Linked DNA regions of Homo sapiens: region 2 is linked to region 1. Evidence: read pairs that join two places in POLR2A ChIA-PET (ENCODE). Cell type or tissue: Panc1. All regions are shown on one strand. Links, peaks and the distances in the headings refer to the core of each region. The heading gives the core; the rest is flanking DNA.

Region 1 (10,459 bases), core at 1,631-9,630:
CTATGGTAGGGGGCATTCAGTGATTCATGCAGGTCCGTAAGTGAGCCCCAGAAGACCATGGGGCCCTGGCCTGCCTCCCACACCCTCGTCCCCAGCCCAGGCCTGAGGCTCCCCACAGATGCTGCCCCTTTGGGAATGGGAGCAAAATGGGACCCAGAAAGAGTCTGTCTCAGGCCTTCCAGAGCAGGATGGGTCTCCTCCAATAGGTGCCTCTTAACCCACCAGGGGTCATGGACCCTTGGAGAGCTGAACAAATTGGCTGTCTCAGAAAATGCACTTTGTCACCTACACACACAATTCTGAATACACCTATCCTGCACACCAGCATGAACGCGATTTCACAAACCAGGCTCCATGGGCCTCAAGTACGGACTGGTCCTCGAGGTAGACTTGCTTCTGAGGACTGTTAATGGGCCCCTCAGACCCTAGAGGAGGCAGCGCAGATCAGACCTGGTGCCTCCCACGATCAGACTGGCGGCCGGCGGCCTGGCAACTGGTGGGGAGGAGGTTTTTACTCAGCCACGAGCTGCTGGCCAGGTCCAATGGGGAGACAGTCAGGGGCTTGGACATGGAATCAGTTCACTGTCAGACAGCCCAGGTCCCGGTGATGAGGATATCTACTCATCATGATGACAACACTCAGGGCAGCTGGGCCACGTGCTGGACAGCCCAGCTTTCAGCAGGGGTTAGGCCGATGGTGCACAGGACAGGCTCAGCCTGGGGAAAGGATGTCCCTGCCATTTTGCTAGCCTGGAAGTGCTCTGGAAGGAGGACAGAAAACCTGCCTTAGCCAGGGCATCCCAGGGCATTGAGACAACAGGAGGACAGGCGTGCGCACCTCCGGGAGCAGGCGGGAGGGGGGCTGAGGAGGGGCTGGGGGCTCTGGGCCAGGGAGGCAGGGGATGGCCTGGGGCTGGAGGTGTCTCAGGACAGAAGAAGCTGGGCTTCACTGGCAGCTGCACTGGCCCTGAGTACTCCTCACCTCCTGCCCTGCCGATCGTCAGCCAAGCGTTCTGGAAAGAACAGCGTGAAAGCAGAGCCAGCCAGAGAAAGCCAAGGAGAGTTCATGGAAACAGCAAGAACGGCATGGTGTCGGAAGGCAGGACCACCTCTGTGACCTCGGGGGCAGTGCTGCCCTCTGCGAGGCAGATAGGGATGAGCCTGCGTCTGCTGCCCACCCAGCAGCGCCTGAGCTAAACCCCCTGCGCCACCATGAACAAACATCTGGCATCAACTCACTCGCTGCCCCCACCCCCCCTCAATCTGCTTTGGTAGAGAAGAGCCTGGGTTCAGGCTGAGCACTGGCTATGCTGACCCTCCCCGTCACCTGGGGAGACCGGCGGAGGTGGCAGCATGAGGAAGTGGACCCCAGAGAGCACAAGTGACAGAAGTCCCGGGAGCCAGAGGGTGGGGCTGGACTTTGACTCACAGCGCCTGATTTCAGATGCTGGGTTGGCCACACGCTAGCTGTGCAATCTTGGACAAGTGACTCCACGTCCCTGGGCTTCCTCTCACTTTTTCAAAACTGGTGGTTGTAGGCATTGAATGAGTTAAAGTACCAAGTGCTCAGAACTAGGACAAGCACAAGGAGTTATCCAGGGCTGGTTCTCCTGACAGAGAATGTCCTCGCTGCAGAGGTTGTGAGAGAACTTCATTAACCTTTGGGGATCCCGCGTCCTCACAGCTCCATCCTGAGGCCGCCTGGGATGCTGGTGCTGCGCCTTTGTCAGGCCCCAGCAGGAGGGCCATAATGAACTACAAGTCCTCAGACCCGGATCCCTTTGGTAGAACTGCTAGGATGAATGCTGCCCACACTGGAGTGTGCAGCAGATTGCCCTGGAGAGTGTTAAAATAACATAAAACAAAACTATTCTTGAAAAAATTACATTTACACTAAAGTGGTCCATCCCCTGGAGGCCAGGGGAGGCCCCTCTTCAGGCCCAGATTCTATTCTAGGACCATAATATTTCCATGAAAAGGAGAAAAAGTGCTGCCTCAGAGACCCACCCCCCACCAGGGGAAGCCTGGGCCTGGGACCCCTTCAGTAGGGGTCTGAAGCCCAGGTCTTCCTGGAGATGCTTTTACACTGTTTGGTCTTTGAAATATTTCCATTTTGAGATGTTCTTCTCTGAAAACTCCTCCTCATTCAGAGCCTGCCTACAGCCGGCCCTGGAGCATGGAGGTCACAGTCTGACTTGGTACAGGGACACCACCTGGGTTTCGGATGAGTGGACAGTTTTCTGTCATTTTTCCCTGCACTTCTTGTCTCCTCTTCTTGTTTAGATGATTTTTTGCTTATTCCTTTCTATTTCTGCAGTTCTTGTTTTCTCTTTTCTTTTTTTTTTTTTTCCAAGATAGGGTTTTGCTTTGTCACCCAGGCTGGAGTGCAGTGAAGCAATCAGCTCACTGCAGCCTCCACCTCCCTGGCTCAAGCGATCCTCCCACCTCAGCCTCCTGCGTAGCTGGGACCACAGGTGCACACCACCACACCTGTCTAATTTGTTTGTTTGAGTTTTTTTTGGTAGAGATGGGGTCTCACCATGTTGCCCAGGTGGGTCTGGAACTGCTGGGCTCAAGCGATTCTCCAGCCTCAGCCTCCCAAAGTGCTGGGATTACAGGCGTGAGCCACCGTGCCTGGCCTGGCTAATCCTTTTCTTTTCTTTCTTCCTTTCTGTGGATCGAAGGCCTTCTCTGCCACTCACCACAGCACTGTGCTTCCTGCCTTCCCTGCCCTGGGAGCCTCTGCAGGCCAGAGCCCCAGCAAGTGCAGCCTTGTGGCTGTACACCTGAACTGCCTTCCTTCCCTGTGGCTGGAACTTCCTCCCAGATTGTCGCTGTGCACCTGGCCTGGCTTCCAGAGGCCTTGGGTGATTCCCTGGGTGAGGCCCATTCCTAGCCTTGCAGGTTTTCAGAAGGTAACTTTGCTGCTTTGGCCAGAAGGCCGCAATGTGGCAGTATTCAGCAACGTGGCATTTCTGTGCAGAGTTTTAAACTTTGGTTCAGTTCGTTGCTGATTCATTTGATGTCTTAAGGAGCATGGAGCTCCAAGAATAAAATGGTAATAAGTGAGGACTTCCAGTTCTGATTCTGCACGTAAGGAGCTTGGAAGATATCTTTCAGTAGATATCTGGCACTAGGTTCCCTGCAGCCTACTCCCAAGGAAATCATTTCCGAGCTGGGCTTTTCCAACCTCGAGTTTGGCCAGGCCGCATCCCCTCTCCCCAGCAGCCCTGCCGCCTCCCTGCACTCTCATGCATGCCTCTGGTTTGCAGTGATGGCTGCTCCCTCCGCCAATGTCACCTGCTGTTCATGCAGCACGTGGCCGCACCTTCTGGTCAGTGCTCTGACTCACCTGCCTGTCAGTTATTCTTCTGTGGGCCAGGTCTTCAGGATGATCCTTTGCTGGTTCCTTGTCCCTAAGTTATCTCCAAAGGTGAGTTTTTCCCAAACCAGGTTTTTGCAGGACGTTTGTGCTGGGGGGATCAAGGGCTGTGTTCTAGGCTTGTGCAGGCTTTGTTACAATCCAGTTTGGTGTGTCATCATTTTCCTCATTTTAAAGGAATAAATGAGGCTGGGTGTAGTGGCTCAAGCCTGTAATCCCAGCACTTTTGGAGGCTGAGGTGGGAGGATCGCTTGGGCTCAAGAAGTCAAGGCTGCAGAGAGTTGGGATGGTACCACTGCACTCCAGCCTGGATGATAGAGTGAGACCCTGTCTCAAAGAGAAAAAAAAACGAATAAACAAGATATCATGTGTGAGAGAGGTTATAAAGGTAAGGTATAAATAATAAATAGAAAGACTCCGCATAGAAAGCAGGACATGCCATGTCCTCAGGTGGCCTCTGTGTGCTTGAGCCTGAGTCAGCCTCTCAAGGGTGCGACCGCTGGCCTTGGAGGTGAGCGCATCCCCTGACCCACCCCAGGCTCCACTCTTGTCCTTGGTGTGAATTGTTTCCTTGCTGCTTGTTGTGGTTTTATTTTGTGTTGTGCCCTGAAAGAACACACCAGGGGGTTTCATGTGCCCTCCCCTTCCTCTGTGCCTGGTCTTGTCCCTGCCTCACCCTCGGCCAAGGGGCCAGCCTCTGCAGACCTGCCTTTGTGATGTCATCTTCCCTATGATCAGACACTAAACTCAGGAAGGCACCAAGACTGGCGGCATGGCTTTACACCCAAACCATCTTGGTGCTTCATGACAGCCAGATCCCTCACCTCACTGCCCGAGATGGCAGCCACATGAGACAGGCCCTGGAAATAACAGGTACCGTGATGTCCTTGACCTTTAATTAGCTCCACATTTTCTATTTGCTACTCACCGAAGAGCTGACCTGCTGACCTGTTTATGCAGCCCACAGGGCGGAAAAAGTTCTAAAATCTAAAAGTGAAGCTCAGAGGCTAATTTTGTATATGCAAAATGTACAAGATATGAATAAAGTGTTATATTAATAAAATGCCCTAGAACTCGTACTCTTTCCAGAGGGAATGGGAAGGCCTGGGGCCGCATCCATGTCCTGGCTGTGCTGTGCTGCGTGCCCCTGGGGAAATCCCTACCAAATCACTCTGGGTCGAACCTCATGAGGGGTTACTTCTCCTCTCGACTCTTCTGTTGCCAGCTAGTGTCATTATTTAATCAGGCTGTCAGGTCATCTCGGGATAGATGGTTTCTGCTTTTCTGCCATGCTTGCCTGGAGACTCAGTTTAAGCTAAAAGCTAGAAACTGTATCTCCAACAGAGGACTGTCTCAAAGCCAGGGTGGAAAGAGCCGGATTGGACACTCAGCAAATGACACCATGAGGACATGGCTGGTGGTGCAGGCATCTTCGCACCAGACAACGTTACATGTGAGACTGCGCCCAGGAGCCGAGTGAGGTTTCTAGGACTCTCAGGAGGGAGCAGAAGGAAGCAACTCCCCATGACTCCATGGCTGGCTGGGGCACAAGCTCACATTCGGGAAGCCACAGAGGGGAGCGTCTTGTCACTTTGTGCCTTAGCACTGCGGTGCCCTCAGTGTGGGGTGAGCAAAATCACACCTTTTCTAGGAATAGGCCCTTACACTGACTGACAGACTCCACAGATAAACAGTGATGTGGCTTCCCCCGCTCATGGGAAGTGCATGGTGAAGAAGAGAATGCACTGAGTGAGTAATGTCCGAGCGTGCCTGCTGCCCCAGCCTCCTACCCCACAGGGGAGATGCCTGGGGTCCGGCTCGGGACGCACGGCAGTCCAGCTTCCCTAGGGACACCCCTGCCTGCTCGTCCTCTGCTTCAGGCCTGATCATCATCGCCAAGGAGAAACCTCATGTTTTTAAGAAGTCCCTGTGGTGGTCAGCCAAGGGACTGCTTCTTTGCTCACAGCAAGGCAGGATGCTGAGGAGGAGTTTGAGAGCCAGGCTGAAAACAGTGAGGTGGATGCAGGAGCCAGCTGGGATCCTGGCCAAGGGGGTGGAGAGAGAGTCGCAAGCTGGCTGTGGCTTCTCTGCATTTCCAATTTGCCTTTCTATAGAATAATGATAAGAGAGCCTCCCCACTGGTGGGTCATGTATTTTCAATGAGTTAATATGTGCAAAGGGACGGGCATGGAGGTCAGAACTTCAAGACCAGCCTGACCAACATGGTGAAAACCCGTCTCTACTAAAAATACAAAAATTAGCTGGGTGTGGTGGCACAAGCCTGTAATCCCTGCTATTCAGGAGGCTGAGGCAGGAGAATCACTTGAACCCGGGAGATGGAGGTTGCAGTAAGCCGAGATCACGCCACTGCACTCCAGCCTGGGCGACAGAGTGAGACTCCGTCTCAAACAAAAAAAAAAAATTGCAAAGAGCATCAAACAGTGCAGCGTCATGAGTGAGCTCATGCTCTGGCCCCTTATTTTCATTTAGTGCCACTGGAGACCTTGAGGAAGGGGGTCCCTTTGAAATTTGGTGACCAACATCCATCCATCTCAGCTCTGTCCTGGAGGTCAGCTAAGATCATGGGTAAGTGCTTTGCCAAGACCACTCGCTACAATGTGTCTCTGGAACAACATCCCCTTATTGCCGCAGTGCAGTTCCAAGCTCCTGCTGGAGCCGGTGCCTGTCTGGACACCTCCCCACCACCCCTACTGGAGAACCTAACATTCCTGCCTCCGTTTTTGCCTGCAGTTCTTCAACATAGAATCTCTGCTCCCAGGAGCAGGGTGGTTTTTGTTTTTGTTTTTGTTTTTTTTGCAGGGGGGTTGGGTGCGTATCAGTTGTCAGGCCTCTGAGCCCAAGCTAAGCCGTCATATCCCCTGTGACCTGCACGTATACATCCAGATGGCCTGAAGCAACTGAAGATCCACAAAAGAAGTGAAAATAGCCTTAACTGATGACATTCCACCATTGTAATTTGTTTCTGCCCCACCCTAACTGATCAATGTACTTTGTAATCTCCCCCACCCTTAAGAAGGTTCTTTATAATCTCCCCCACCCTTAAGAAGGTTCTTTGTAATTCTCCCCACCCTTGAGAACGTACTTTTCGAGATCCACCCCCTGCCCACAAAACATTGCTTCTAACTCCACTGCCTATCCCCAAACTTATAAGAACTAATGATAATCCCACCACCCTTTGCTGACTCTTTTCAGACTCAGCCCGCCTGCACACAGGTGAAATAAACAGCCTTGTTGCTCACACAAAGCCTGTTTGGTGGTCTCTTCACACGGACACATGAGACATCAGTAATTCTATTTCGAACATGCTCAATTTGAAATGGGCATTAGATATCTGATATGGTTTGGATCTGTGTCGCCACCCAAATCTCCTGTTCAATTGTAATCCCCAGTGTTGGAGGTGGGGCCTGGCGGGAGGTAATTTGATCATGGGGGCGGAGTTCTCATGAATGGGTCAGCACCATCCCCTCGGCACTGTTCTCCTCTTAGTGAGTGAGTTCGGGAGGGATCCGACTGTTTGAAAGTGTGGGGCATCTCCCCATTCCCTGTCTTGCTCCTGGTCCTGCCATGTGAGACACCTGCTCCCGCTCTGCCTTCTGCCATGAGTGAAAGCTCCCTGAGGCCTCCCCAGAAGCAGATGCTGCCATGCTTCCTGTACAGCCTGCAGAACTGTGAGCCAATTAAACCTCTTTTGTTTATAAATTACCCAGTCTCAGGCCTTTCTTCAGCAGTGTGAGAACGGACTAATACAGCATCCAAGCATGATGTGTGTGAGGCAGTTGGCTGCTTGAGCCTGTGTCTATAAAAACAAGCTGGAGACAGTGGCTTGGGGAGTCAGCATGCAGATGAAATTTAAAAATCATGGCTCGATACCTTCATTTAAGGAGGGTGAAGAGATCAAAAGAAGGGTCCAAGGCTGGATGGAGGCTGCACCACTGCCACCACAAAGGTGAGAAAGTGAGACCCAGGGAGGCCCCCTGAGAAAGGCTGAAGACCAGGGAATGCTGTCTCAAGCCAAGTGAGGAAAGGCCTTCAAAGAGATGGTGAGGTCCACCGGAAGGCTGGGCAGGGTATGGGAGGGAGATGGCTGACCTGGAGATTCGGAGAGGGTGCAGTGACTGGTAATACTGAGGTCTAGAGTCTCATGGGTGTTCACAGTGGGACAGAGGTGTTATCATAAGGATGGCATATTATAAAGGATGCTTCCAGGTTCAAGTACAGGAAATCCTGGCCAAAGTGGCTTAAACAACAGGGTGTTGGCCAGGCATGGTGGCTCATGCCTGTAATCCCAGCACTTTGGGAGGCCAAGGCGGGCAGATCAGCTGAGGTCAGGAGTTCAAGACCAGTCTGGCCAACGCGGCAAAACCCCATCTCTACTAAAAAATACAAAAATTAGCTGGGCTTGGTGGCACGCACCTGTAATCCCAGCTACTTAGGAAGCTGAGGCAGGAGAATGATTTGAACCCGGGAGGCAAAAGTTGCAGTGAGCCGAGATCGCACCATTGCACTCCAGCCTGGACGACAGAGCAAAACTCCGTATCAAAAAAAAAAAGAAATAAATGAAGAAAAAGAAAGAAAGAGAGAGGGAGGGAGGGAAGGAAGGAAAGGAAGGAAAGGAAAGAAAGGAAAAAAAGGAAGAAAGTCATGGATGCCTCCGCAGCTCCCCACGTCATTTACCAAGGCCACTTGCCCATACCACAGACAGAGAGTCCTTGGTTTCTGGTCCTGCCAGTCAGAATTGGGCGGAACTGCCAAGTTGGCCCAACCCTACTCCAATCCCTGACAAAGGGAGCGGCCTTCAGGAGGCTCGGCTCTCTGTGCACTTTGCTCAAGATACCTGAAGAATGATTACTTTGAGGAAGAAAGGAAGACTTTTAGGAAAGAAGCGACTTTGTTTTCGCGGTCAAGGAGCGAAGGCCCCAAGAGACCAAGGTAGACGCTGAAGGAATCCGGGAAGATGACAGAAGCGGTGAAGAGACGCGAGGTGGGGCCAAAATCTTCACTAACCAACAAGGAGGGCTGCGGGGGCTTTGGAGGGCCTCTTTTCTCGCAACCGTGGCCCCTCCGCCCCTCACCTGCCCCTTGAGTGTCTGTGCAGGGGTCTCACACGCGAGCTTGGCTACTCAGACCAAGCCGGTTTACCGTCACCATGGCAACAGCGCGTCCTGGGCTGGGGCGGGGCCAGACTGCCAGTGCCTTTGTGGCGCATTAGGAGCTAAGCCAGTGATTGGCCATCTGGGCGCGGGGCGGGCTGAGTCAGTTGGAGGGGGCGGGGCTGAGGCTCCGGTGAACGCCGTAGGCCCGGGCTGGGCCGAGGGAGATGATGGATGCCGCTTCTTGCCACTCCCCGGGGGCACCACAGAGAGCGGGGAGCCTGCAGAGAGCAGGGACAGCGGCTTCAAACGCACTGTTTCCGGGCAATGTCACTAATACCAAAGTCATGCCTCCCACTGGACACTCCTGGGCTCCCATCCTTCCTACCAAGAAACTTTCTCTGTGAAACCCACGAAACAGCTAGAAATGGAGCCCAAAAGATAGCCAGGATAACAGACCACAGAGAGGATCAAGGCCCAGCAGGACCTGGCGACTCTAACGCTCTGGCACTAGGGTGTCTAGAATGGGAAGCCCCCAAGGGGCTGGAGTGGGATGGGGGTGTGATGCAGGCCGCCCACCAGGTTCCCTCCGGGCAAAGCGGCAGGGCCCCGCGCTTCCTGAGCCTTCACGGAGGTCTAGTGGTCCCTCTGCCTGAAAACCTGTCTGTTTGTCAGGAGGAGTTCGGAGCATATAATTTTGGGGAGCCATTTTCTTCTAGGGAGTTCACTTTCCTGTGCGGGGCGGCGGAGGAAGACAACACATAACTGAACGACAGATGAAGATAAATTATAAAAGAACATTGTTTAAGTGTTTAATCAGACAATGAAGAGAAACCCAAAACAATGAAACCTTTTCAAGGAAGTAAGGTACACAATAAAAAATCTCTTGGAGGAAGTATCAAAGCTTAAAGATGAGTGGAAAATCGGCTTGCTTTTTGGGGACCAAAAGAAAACAGATTTTTTGTTTGTTTGTTTTTTGAGACGGAGTCTCGCTCTGTCGCCCAGGCTGGAGTGCAGTGGCGCAATCTCGGCTCACTGCAAGCTCCGTTTCCCGGGTTCAAGCCATTGTCCTGCCTCAGCCGCCCGAGTAGCTGGAACTACAGGCGCTCGCCACCACGCCCGGCTAATTTTTTGTATTTTTAGTAGAGACGGGGTTTCACATGTTAGCCAGGATGGTCTTGATCTCCTGACCTCGTGATCCACCCGCCTCGGCCTTCCAAAGTGCTGGGATTGCAGGTGTGAGCCACCGCACCCGGACTTTTTTTTCTTAACACAGAGTCTTGCTCTATCGCCCAGGCTGGAGTGTAGTGGCTCGATTCTGGCTCACTGCAACCTCCAGTTCCCAGGTTCAAGTAATTCTAGTGCCTCAGCCTCCCAAGTAGATGAGATTACAGGCATGTGCCACCGCGCCCAGCTAATTTTTGTATTTTTAGTAGAGACGAAGTTTCTCCATGTTGACCAAGTTGGTCTTGAACTCCTGGCCTCAAGTGATCCATCTGCCTCAGCCTCCCAAAGTGATGGGATTACAGGTGTGAACCACTGCTCCCAGCCGAATTTTTAAAATATACTTGAAAGCTGGTTATCTATGAGCTGATGGCAAGTTTTTTTTTTTTTTTTTAAAGACAGAGTGTCACTCTGTCGCCCAGGATGGAGTGCAGTGGTACAATCATAGCTCACTGCAGTCTCAACCTCCCAGGCTTAAGCAATCCTTCCACCTCAGCCTCCTGAGTAGCTGGGACCACAGGCGCACACCACCACACCTGGCTAATTTTATTTTTTATTTTTATTTTTGTAGAGATGGGGGTCTCATTATGTTGCCCAGGCTGGTCTGGAGCTCCTGGGTTCAAGCGATCCTCCCACCTTGGCCTCCCAAAGTGCTGGGATTACAGGTATGAGCCACCATGCTTGGCCCCAGTTGCAAGATTTTATTAAAAATTTTATAGGTCAAAAATGTAGAGGTTAAAAG
Region 2 (10,459 bases), core at 1,410-9,409, 260 kb before region 1:
ACTTTTAGCCTCAATAGTGCAGATCTCAAGGGAAAGGCGGTTGGAAACAGCCTCATGGAGCTTGCCACTATTTTCTTTATCCCATTAAGAAGATCCGTATGGCCCATGTTTGAGTGACATGTGTTTGAGTGAGGAATGGTTGGTGGCATACACCAAATGTTTTCTCAGCAGAGGGACCATCCCAGTGTCTCTATCCCGCTCCTACTCTAGGGGTCCAATTAAATGGAGTCCCACCTATTATGAAGCAGCAGCAGGGGAAATTCATCTGTGGGGGCAGCTGGGAGCTCCAGGACTTAGCAAACCTGACAGCCTGTGCAGACCAGGATGCAGGGCTTCCAACCCCAGCCACCTCCCTGCCGAAATGGCCACCACTGCCAGCTCCAGGTTGCTGGAGGAAGCTGGAGGCTGCCAGTTTGCTAGCTCCAGGCTTTGACAGCAAGGGCATCTCTGGTCAGTGCCTCCTGGATTGTTCAACCTGTTTCCATCTTCCAGGCTCTCAGGAGCACTGGGCAGTGCAGTGGGGTGGGGGCTTGGGAGCTCCCATGTGTGACAGACACAGCTCCCAGCTTCCCTTCACATCCGCAATGCAGGCCTGGCTGATGGTATCTAGTTCCTGAGACCCTGCAGTGAACTCAGATCCCAGATACTTTCCCTTGATAACAGCTTCACCTTTTTCATCTCTTTTAACAAATACCAACTCCTGGCTGAAACCCAGACTCCTGGCTGGATACCAAGTCCTGGCTGAAAACCCCTTGCTGCTTCCCAGAAACAGCCTGGTCTGACATGGTCAGTGGAGAAGAGAGTGGGCCTGGTGCCCACAGCCACTTACTGCCTTCTCTGGGCCCCAGTTCCTCCTGGTGAAATCGAGAGGGTGGGTAGGATGCTTCCTGGCTGCCCCCTCTGTGCACAACTGGTGGCTGTGGGTCCTGGTTGCCCCTCTGTGCACACTCTGTGGTTGTGAGTCCTGGCTGCCCCCTCTGTGCAAGCCCAGTGGGTGTGGGTTCTAGTCACCCCCTCTGTGCACACCCGGTAGCTGTGGGTCCTGGTTGCCCTCTCCGTGCACACCCCCTGATGTGGGTCCTCATTGCCCCTCTGTGCACACCTGGTGACTGTGGGTCCTGGTTCCCCACTCCGTGCACACCTGATGGCCATGGGTCCTGGTTGCCCCACTCTGTGCACACTCAGTGGTCACGTGTCCTGGTTGCCCCATTCTGTGCACACTCAGTGGTCATGGGTCCTGGTTGCCCCACTCTGTGCACACCCAGTGGCTGTGGGTCCTGGTTGCCCCACTCTGAGCACACCCAGTGGCTGTGGGTCCTGGTTGCCATCTCTGTGTACAACCTGTGATTGTGGGTCCTGGTTGCCATCTCTGTGTACAACCTGTGATTGTGGGTCCTGGTTGCCCCTCTGTGCACACCCATCTTGCTCCTCATCTGGATGAAGTCACTGCCCATGGTGGCCTCATGCAGCCTGTGATGCTGGGCTCTCACTTGCTCCACTTTCCAGATGAGGAAACTGAGGCTCAGAAAAGCTGTCCCTTGCCTGGATCTGAGCCTGGTCTTGCAGCCCAGAGCTCTTGCCACCTGGCTGCACCCCTGGCAGTGACCAAAATTGTTGGTCCCGACCCAGACCTCAGAGGGTCAGTGAAGAGTGTCCTGGGTTGGCTTCTCCTCCCCTCTGCAAATCCTCTCAGCCCACACTCTTTCAGCTTCTCACAGACCACATGAAATAATGTGATAGATGCAATATGAGATTAGGAGCTGAACCTCACCCAGGTCAGGAAATTCCAAGCGCAGTCTCCCAGCTCAGCTCTGGCTCCCGTATGCTGCCCCCAGGTCGCAGCGGGGTGTGCAGGGGACCATTGCAGGCTGCAGGGGCACCTGCATCCTCTAGAACTTCCTGAAGACCAGACGCTCTGATTTTCCAACCAGCACCAGCCCAGTCATTTCCCTCTGCCTCCCTGGGGACTGTCCCAGCCGCCATCCCTTGCTCCTGCCTCCCTGGGGACTATCCAAGCCACCATCCCTTGCTCCTGCCTCATGCGGGTTTCCTCTCTAGCCAGATCCTCCCCGTCTGTATCCAAAAATACTGTTACTTCCCTGTCCTTAAGACAGTGTGTTTGACTGCTTTGCTTGTTTGTTTGCTCCTCTTGATGGTAAAACTGCTCCAGAGATGTGGCCCCATCTGGGGTTGCCCCACTGAAGCCCTCCACAGAGACTTTGTGACACCTGACCACTAACCTCACCTCGCTAAACTGAGGCAGAGCTTGGCAACAGTGGTGACTCAGTGGCTCAGCCCTCCTCTTGAAACACCATCCTCCCGAGTTCCAGGACCCCTCTGCCAGGCCCCTCCCTCCTTCTCCATCCCCCACACCTCCCCCCATCTTCCCGTGGGGGGACCCAGTGCTCGTCTCTATTCACACTCTACAGACTCCGCGTGACACCAGGCCCCACCTCTGCACCCTCCACCTCAAGGATGGATACACCTTCCGGGCTGTACCCGTGAACCCCAGCCTCCAGGTCTACCCAAAACCTGCTCACCATCACCTTCTCAGGTACAAAAACAGCCCTCTTCCCTCACACCCCCACCGCCCAACCTGTGGTCTACCTTGGAAATAAACCTCACACCTCTGGTCATCTCTACTGCCACCCCACTCCCCACCCAAACCACTCAACAGCCACCTGGACCTGGGAACATGGCAGCTGCTGGAGGTCTTAAAGGCGCCCTTTCCCTAAGGTAAGCTGAAGCCCAGATGCCAGCACAGCCCCTTCTCCTCTCTGCCCTGGTCCCCACCTCCTCTCACCCCCTCACTGTACTCCAGTGCCCTGGTCTCCTGAGCACCCTCAAACACATGTCCCCAAATCCAATTCCGCCCCCAGGTCCCATGATTCCCTCTCTTCCTTCTACAACTCATTTCTCAAATAACTCCTGCCCTGCTATCCCATCTTAAACCGCACCCACCCTGGTGTTGGTTAGCCAGTGCTGAGGAACAAATCAGCCCAAACCTTAGGGGCTTCTGAGAACATTACAGTCTTAGCTTCTGCGGGTCAGGAGCCTGGGCATGGCTCACTGCCACGTCCCCCACCCCCAGCCCAGGGTCTCCCATAGGCTGCACTCAGGGTCCACTGGATCGGGTCATCTCAGGGCCGGGTCCACCTCAGGCTCCCTTACAAGGCAGGAATGGGCTCCCTCTCAAATTGTAGCAAGGGCTGCCCCAAGTCCCTGGCACACGGTCCCCCAGAGCGCTGCTGAGGACATCGAAGCAAGCAAGGCAAGAGAGGGAGCAGGCACCAGTGAGACAACCCACAGGCCTCTGTCAGACGGGGGCCTTGGGGGTGGCAGCCATCCCTTCTGCCTTTTCCATCCATTAGAAGTAAGTCCTGGCCCAAGCAGCCTCTGGGGAAGGGCAGCTCAAGAGTATGGCCCCAGCAGTGGGCGTGAAGCTCTCCTCCCCACTGCGAGCTTCTCACTCCCCACGTAGGCGGCTCCAGTGCCCAGCTCTTTGTCTGTCTCCTTCAAGGAGAATGCAGGCTCTTGAGGGCAGGGCACTCCCTGTCGTCCCAAGCTTCATCCCCACCACCTGCCCTGTCACAGCATCAGCACAGCTCACAGCAGGTGCTGAATAAACACTCGTGAACTTCAGAAAGCCCCTCACAGCACAGGAGGAGAAATGGCCATCCTCCCCAGAGACTTCGCTGGCATTTTCCTATGTTACAGCCTGATCCTAGGACCCACTGAAGGCTGGTTTCTGCAGGAGTGAGGAAGCCTGGGTGTGAGCCCCTGAAGCTGGGGCCATACTGGTTATCTCGGCCCAGCGGCCTGGAAATCACACCCTCCCCAGACTTGTCCCCACATCTGAGAGGAGAGACACATCGCAGAGCCTGGCCTCGAGGTCTCAGGGGTCCCATAAGGGGGTGGGGCTAGGTTCATTCTTTTACATATGTTTTCAAATATTGCTAAAAGTCATAAATTGGGCCAGGCATAGTGGCTCAGGCTTATGGTCCCAGCACTCTGGGAGGCTCAGGTGAGAGGATCTCGAGTCCAGGAATTCGAGGCTACAGTGAGCTGTGATTGCACCACTGTGCTCCAGCTTAGGTGACACAGACCCTGTCTCTTTAAAAAATCATAAATTGTTAGACATACTTTTGGGGAAGTCGTTTGGTACACACTCCTTGACCAGTATGTCCAGATCCTGGAATTACTGATTTTTTTCTATAGTCACACATGAATGCAGAGATGTGCAGTGCAGCTTTGTCTATAGGAGCAAACAAATAGAAAAGCTAGATGTCCTCGAGTAGGAGTGGATGAATTATTACAGCACAGCCCCACGGTGGAACACTGCACAGCCACTGGAGTCCCAGGCAGAGCCGCATCTGGGTGCATCACCATCTACCTCTTTATGTAACCAGCAGACAGCTATAGGGCCTGCACCTTCCGAGCACTGGAGGCAGGGAACCGCATCGCTGCCTTCAGGAACTTTATGTCAGGGTTAATGCCAACATGCAAATAAGAATGCAAACACACAGACAAATGCAGCTATCACAGGGGTGTAAGGAAGGCAGAGCAGGACAGGGAGATTGGGAACATGTTTCACACAGCAATCCGGGTGGCTGCGCAGATGCCAGGGCACAGTGAGGGAGAGGCTGCAGCAAGCTGGGGCCGGCCCCTCCCAGGCAGGAGGAATGGCCAGGCAGGGCAGGTGGGGGTGAGCCAGGGTGAGGAGGATCCTGTGGCACCTGGCAGCCACACTGGCATTCCATACTGATCTGTGTTACAACACAGGCACCCACCTATCAGAGCAGCCTGGGCCACTCGTTGCCAGCTGCAGACAAGGGTCAGGCTAACTGGTGCTGATAAGACACCAGCCCCCATGCACCTGGTGTGATAGGGCGTTGCTGCCTGCCAGTGTCACTCTGGAGCAGATCAGCAGGGGTGAGGGCAAGGGCAGGGGCCGGGAGGAGGCTGCATGACCCAGGGTGGGGAGGCCGACCTAGAGAAGCAGAGTGGGGCAGGTCGGGGAGACAGATATTCTGAGGGGCCCAGGACCTCCACGTTCTGAGACGCTCCGCACACAGCTTCTGGAAATGTTATGTGGAATGAACCATCATCTGGTCTTTCCCTTCTTTTTTTTTTTTTTTTTTTTGAGTTGGAGCCTCGCTCTGTCACCCAGGCTAGAGTGTAGTGGCATGATCTTGGCTCAGTGGAACCTCCACCTCCCAGGTTCAAGCAATTCTCCTGCCTCAGCCTCCTGAGTAGCTAGGATTACAGGTGTGTGCCACCACACCCAGCTAATTTTTGTATTTTTAGTAGAGACAGGGTTTCACCTTGTTGGCCAGGCTGGTCTGGAACTCAACCTCAGGTGATCCACCTGCCTCGGCCTCCCAGAGTGCTGGGATTACCGGAGTGAGCCACCATGCCTGGCCTTTTTCTTTCATAGACCTTTGAGATTGCCGAAGTCCCTTCCAAGACTCAAATCTACTGGCTCGGATACAGGACATGGGCATTTGGAGTAGACCTCCACCCAGACACAGGAAAGTAGCCCCCCATCTCCGTCCTCACTGGGGTCCACTTGGCAACCCAGCCCAGCACTTGGACACGGATGGCCTACTCTGCCCCAGTGCAGACAGCTCCAGGTACCAGGTGCTCCTGAGCCCTGGCCACAGGTCAGACCCCATTCTGAGAATGGTCAGAATCCAGAGAGAGGCCTCAGGTCCTGTGACCCCGAGGTGCTGACCAAGGACCTCGCATGTGTCTGGCAGCATGCTGGGCCTCACAGGAGGAAAGGGGGCCCTGGGCCCTTCATGTACATTGCTGCAAGGTGGGCGCTGTCATGTGACGGGGAGTGTGGAGGCCTCGGGTGGCCCACAATAGGCAGTGGGAGGACAAGGCCAGGGCCCAGCGCCTGCAATTCTCCATCACACCCTGTGTGCTGAGCAGCCATCCTTCACCCTCAGGCTCCTCCTCGTGGGGGCACAGGGGACCCTGGCTCGGGGAGTCCATCACTTGCACAGGTGTCACAGGCATAGAAGTCCAAACTCAATGGATGCCCTTGCCTCCAGCTCCCAGCTGAACATCCTGGCTGAAAGGGGCTGACCGCCCTGACTTTCCTCTGAGGTAGGTGAGCTCTGGGGGCTCCATGAGGGAGGTGGCTGTGTCCAGGCCACACATCCCTCTCCACCAAAGCGTCTGCCCTGATGACATCACCTCACACCGCCAAGCCATTACTCACAGAATTACGGCTTGTCTGGAAGTTGGATGAGATGTATACAATGCACCAGGATGACAAATCCTCCCTTTGAGTGGGTCATTTCCCGAAGGAGATTCCAAGGATTCACAGATCAGCGTATCCTGGCATTGCAGGCAGTGGAAGCCGAGGCCCCTGAGATGTGTCTGGGTCTAGTCTCGCTGTGCTAATGAGGCCCCAGGGCCAGAGTGGACACTGACGTCCCTGTGGGGCAGTGCCACATGATCACATCCATGTAGTGAAGAGGCATTCTGGACTTTGTCCCTAACTCCTGGTGGTGAACCATCTTTGGAACCTGATCCCTGGGCCCAGACTCCCTGGTGGGTCTGACCTCTAGCCCACAGCACAGCAGGTTGCAGATCTCATTGTCCAGAAACAGCCACAGCAATATTTCTGTGTTCCTCCAGGATCTGGCCACCACTCATTGAGAGGCAGAGTCTATTTCTCCTCTCCTTGAAACCAGGGGTGCCTTCACAACTGCTGAGATGAAGAGGAGAGAGGGTTTTAGGTGACTTCCGATGATGGGTCACAGACAGTAACGTGACTCTGGCCACCACATTGTAAGGAAGCCCAGCGGTCCCGGCCCACAGCTCCAGCAAGGGAGCTGTTAGTCAACCGACAGTCAACAACAGCCACCAGCCACCAGTTGCATGAGGGGAGCTCAGTGTTGCCAGCCCCAGCCCGCAAGCCGCCTGCCCTAAATGAGACAGAGCTGAGCAGAGACAAGCTACTGCACGGAGCGCTGCCCGGATTGCAGACTCAGGAGCAAGGCAAATGATGGTGTTGCTTTAGGACACTCAGCTTGGGGGTGGCTTCTCATTCAGCGCTAGACAGGGAGAACACACCCTAGGTGATTCCCCGGCCTTCCCTGGGACTTCTGTGTCTGCAGATCCCTGGTGCAGATCCCAGGCAGGCAGAGGGCCAGAGCCCATCTGCAGTGATGGTTCTGCATACTGGGCGGGCTCCGATGGGTCGAGAACAGCTCCTTGGGCCTGGGGGCAGGACTCAGAGCCACATTCACGGCTGCAGGAGTCATGGATCCGTGGCCACCAGGGTCTGTGACAGGGAAAGCGCTACAGGCTGGAAGCCCTGTCTGGGGTTATCTATTTAATGGGAGATAAAGTTTTCATAGTACTAAAAAGTATTAGTCTTCAGAATTAGATATTTGCTCATTTTTCCAAAGGCTGTGAGGTCTCTGAATCCCTCCTGCAGATCTGTGGCAAGCTGTGCACTGTCCTGTAGAGAAATGGCCCTTTCTAGATCTCCACTCTAAAAGCAGCAATAACAGGACGATGCGAGAGCAGAGCCTGGCCCCAAGCAGCGTGGGTCCCCAGGCATTAAGGATCCTCTGCAATGGGTTTCATTAGATGAGTTGTCTTTGGTTTTATTAAAATATGTATGCCCTTTTTATTAAGGCAGTATTGACCTGTGACCATGTGGGAGGACAAGCCCATGCCCCAGTCTCTGGCTGGAGGGTGTTGCCCCCTGGGCCTCCACAGGCTTCCTGATCAACCACCCTGCCATCCATGGGCACAGAAAACATCACCAGGACAGCAACAGGGGGAAGGCAGAGTGCAGCTCCCACCACGCCGTGGTCCTTGGGGTCCTCAGTTGGAGATGAGGGCTGCAGCTCCCCACCTAGGTCACAGCCCATGCCCCTCTATCCCAGCAACCACTGGACCAGCCTCTACCAAGGCCACCACCAAGACAGCACCAGGCCACCTTCCCACCAGTCAGCAGCTTCCTCTCAACCTCTATTCGTTAGTAAATAAATTCTGATTCATGAAGCCATAACAAAACAAACTAAACAACAAAAAAACCTATCTAAGACACCAACATCCCTGAAAAACAAACAAACCAAACAAACAAACAAAAAACAAATGGTGCTCTGCATTCCCTAAAGTGAATTCCTTTGCAATGTACATGAGTTGCTGGGGCTGCTGTAAGGAAGGGCCATAGACTAGGTGGTTAAGTTTACTGCCCCCCAGTTCCAGGGCTGGAAGTCTGGGATCAAGGCCTCCAAGGGCCACCCGCCCCCTTAGGGTGCTAGGGAAGGGTCTATTCCAGCCTCTCCTTACTCATAGACAGCTGTGTCTCCCCACGTCTCTCCTCATGGTCTCCCCTCTGTGTGTCTATTGGTGTCCAAATTTCCCTTTTATAAGGATACCAGTCATACTGGATCAGGGCCCACCCTAACGACCTCATCTGACCTTGATTACCTCTTTAATAACCTTAGCTCCAAATACAGTCGCATTTTAAGGTCCTGGGGCTTAGCACTCCAGCATGGGAAGTGGGGCCTGTCCTGAGTCAGCCCAGGGTGGGCAGTGGGTATGGGAGTTGCCCAGGCTGCTCAGAGCAGGGCACACAAAGGAGGCAGCAGCAAAGAAGCACTGGGAAGGGCTGGTTCTCCCATCATCAGGGACAAAGGACTGAGCCCCCCAACACCAGCTAGCCCTGCGGGGATTTTGCTGGGAGCTGTAAGACCAGGGTCCAGCAGAAGCAGAGGGCACACGAAGGGGGCAGGGACTGGGGTTTCCTGTAGGGGCAGAGGTGTGGGCAGTATGGGGAACCCCCAGGCCTGGAGAGAGGCTGACCCAGCAGGAGCTCAGGGGATGGTACTGGACCTCCAAACCTGGCTGAGAAAGAGGGACTTGGGTGTGGGGGTGGGGGTCACCGGGGCCTTGCCAGGAGGGGGCAGGGGATAAACACACTGTCCTCCCCTTGCTGGTCTCCCCCAGGGCCTCCAGGTGGAGGGACGGGTGGCACAGTTCAACCGCCCCCACCCCTCCGCCATCCCCCTTCTGCCCCATGTGGTGTATGCACAGGATGGGGCAGAGCTGAGCAAGCACAGCTCCTAAAGAGGAGGGCAGGAAACTTGCTGCTCTTACAGCCCTGCAGCCGCGGGGAGGCTTGATGCTCCCAGCAGGGGAAAGCAGAGAGGCAGCTCAGGCATGGCCAGCAAGGGCTTAGACTTACAACTCCTTGAGGGCATCAGCAGCACCTAGACTGGGGATGGCAGAGTGAACAGTGGCTCAGGCGAGCTTCCCCGAAGTGGGGAGTGCGGGCCCATCATTCTCACAGAGCCACAGTGGTGGTGGATCACACAAAGGGGAGACCATGAGGAGAGACATGGGGAGGGGACAGCTGTCTACAAGCAAAGAGAGGCTGGAACACACTCTTCCCTAGCACCTTCAGTAGGTGGGCAGCCCTCAGAGGCCTTGATCCCGGACTATCAATGCCATGAGCATCTCCAAGCCCAGGCCCCGGGAGGGGGCCCCACTGCATGGGCCTCAGACAGCTTCTGACCAGCCAGCCCCACCCTGCCCCACCCTTACCTGCCCTCTCCTTCCCTGGAGAAGCTTGATGAGAGGGGCCCTGGGCCAGGCCTCTGGAAATCCTTCTGCTGCAGGCCTAGAGCTCACCAGGGTGGAAGAGGGAGGGGATGGGATAGCCCAGATGGGCCCCTGCTCCCAGCAGCCTCCCCACCCCCTGAACACTCCCCTCCACCCCACCTAGCCGGGCAGGCCCAGCTGGCCCCATTTCTCATTACTATTGATTATGGTGGCAGAGACCTGCAGCACAGAATGTAAATCAGCATCCCTGGGGTATTTAACCTAGGAAGGGTTAGGTGGAGGTGGCATCCCTTATAAGTCCTGCATCTGATGTTTTTATATTAATTCCTATAGTGGCCAGATTAATTTTTATTCCACTGACTATTATCTCTTCTTCATTGACTAGGAGACATTTCTGAGAAGTGCATATGTGTTGAGTATCAGTCATTTAGTGGGGGGCTTCCCTGGCTGCAAGGTTTTCATTAAAGAAGGAAAATTCCTTTGCTCCAAAGACTCAGTCTGGAAATAATGCGCAGGCCAGCTGGTGTCACTGCCAGTGCTGCCGTCACCTGGGAGTGGGGTCTGCAGCTGCCTGGGAGCCTCAACTAAAGGGGCAGGGCCCCCTAGCCGTCCCTCATCCTCCCTCTCCTCCCAGCCTCCCAGGCCCAGCTTTGGCCTCACACAGGCTCTGAGTGAGCCTTCAGCAAGTGACCACCCCCAGCTCCTCAGCCCTTGCTCTGTGCTGGGGCCTCCCCTCCCACATCTCACAGAATCCGTGCCCCGACTCGGAGTGAGGTGGGACTGTCACTGCAGCCATTTTGCAGGTGAAGGCAATGCACTTGCTATAGATTCCCTGACACTCAGTACTGTACAGGGTCATGGA

What was found. Peaks named below come from ENCODE experiments on the same cell type or tissue, not always from the same donor. Only the 100,000 strongest peaks of a DNase experiment are listed, where the experiment ranks them.
Region 2: POLR2A ChIA-PET joins it to region 1 with 17 read pairs; 2 of 35 experiments call an interaction of 5 or more read pairs at or near these places.

The regions. Positions count from the first base shown.
Region 1 is chr10:43,314,341-43,324,799 of GRCh38, forward strand. LINC02633 (long intergenic non-protein coding RNA 2633) reads left to right here and starts at 8,654. Exons shown (of 2, transcript XR_945901.3): 1 at 8,654-9,360. LOC105378271 (a long non-coding RNA gene) reads left to right here and starts at 4,058. Exons shown (of 3, transcript XR_945902.3): 1 at 4,058-4,255; 2 at 5,873-5,968. RefSeq lists enhancers at 2,838-3,388, 3,389-3,939, 3,940-4,489, 5,407-6,239 and a silencer at 5,642-5,859. In Panc1, for the core only: no CTCF peak of the experiment used is centred there; no DNase peak of the experiment used is centred there; H3K4me3 peaks cover 518 bases.
Region 2 is chr10:43,055,713-43,066,171 of GRCh38, forward strand. No RefSeq gene overlaps it. Among named protein-coding and RNA genes, the nearest start is that of RET, 16 kb to the right of the region's middle. RefSeq lists enhancers at 730-2,729, 6,459-6,960, 6,961-7,460. In Panc1, for the core only: no CTCF peak of the experiment used is centred there; no DNase peak of the experiment used is centred there; H3K27ac peaks cover 585 bases.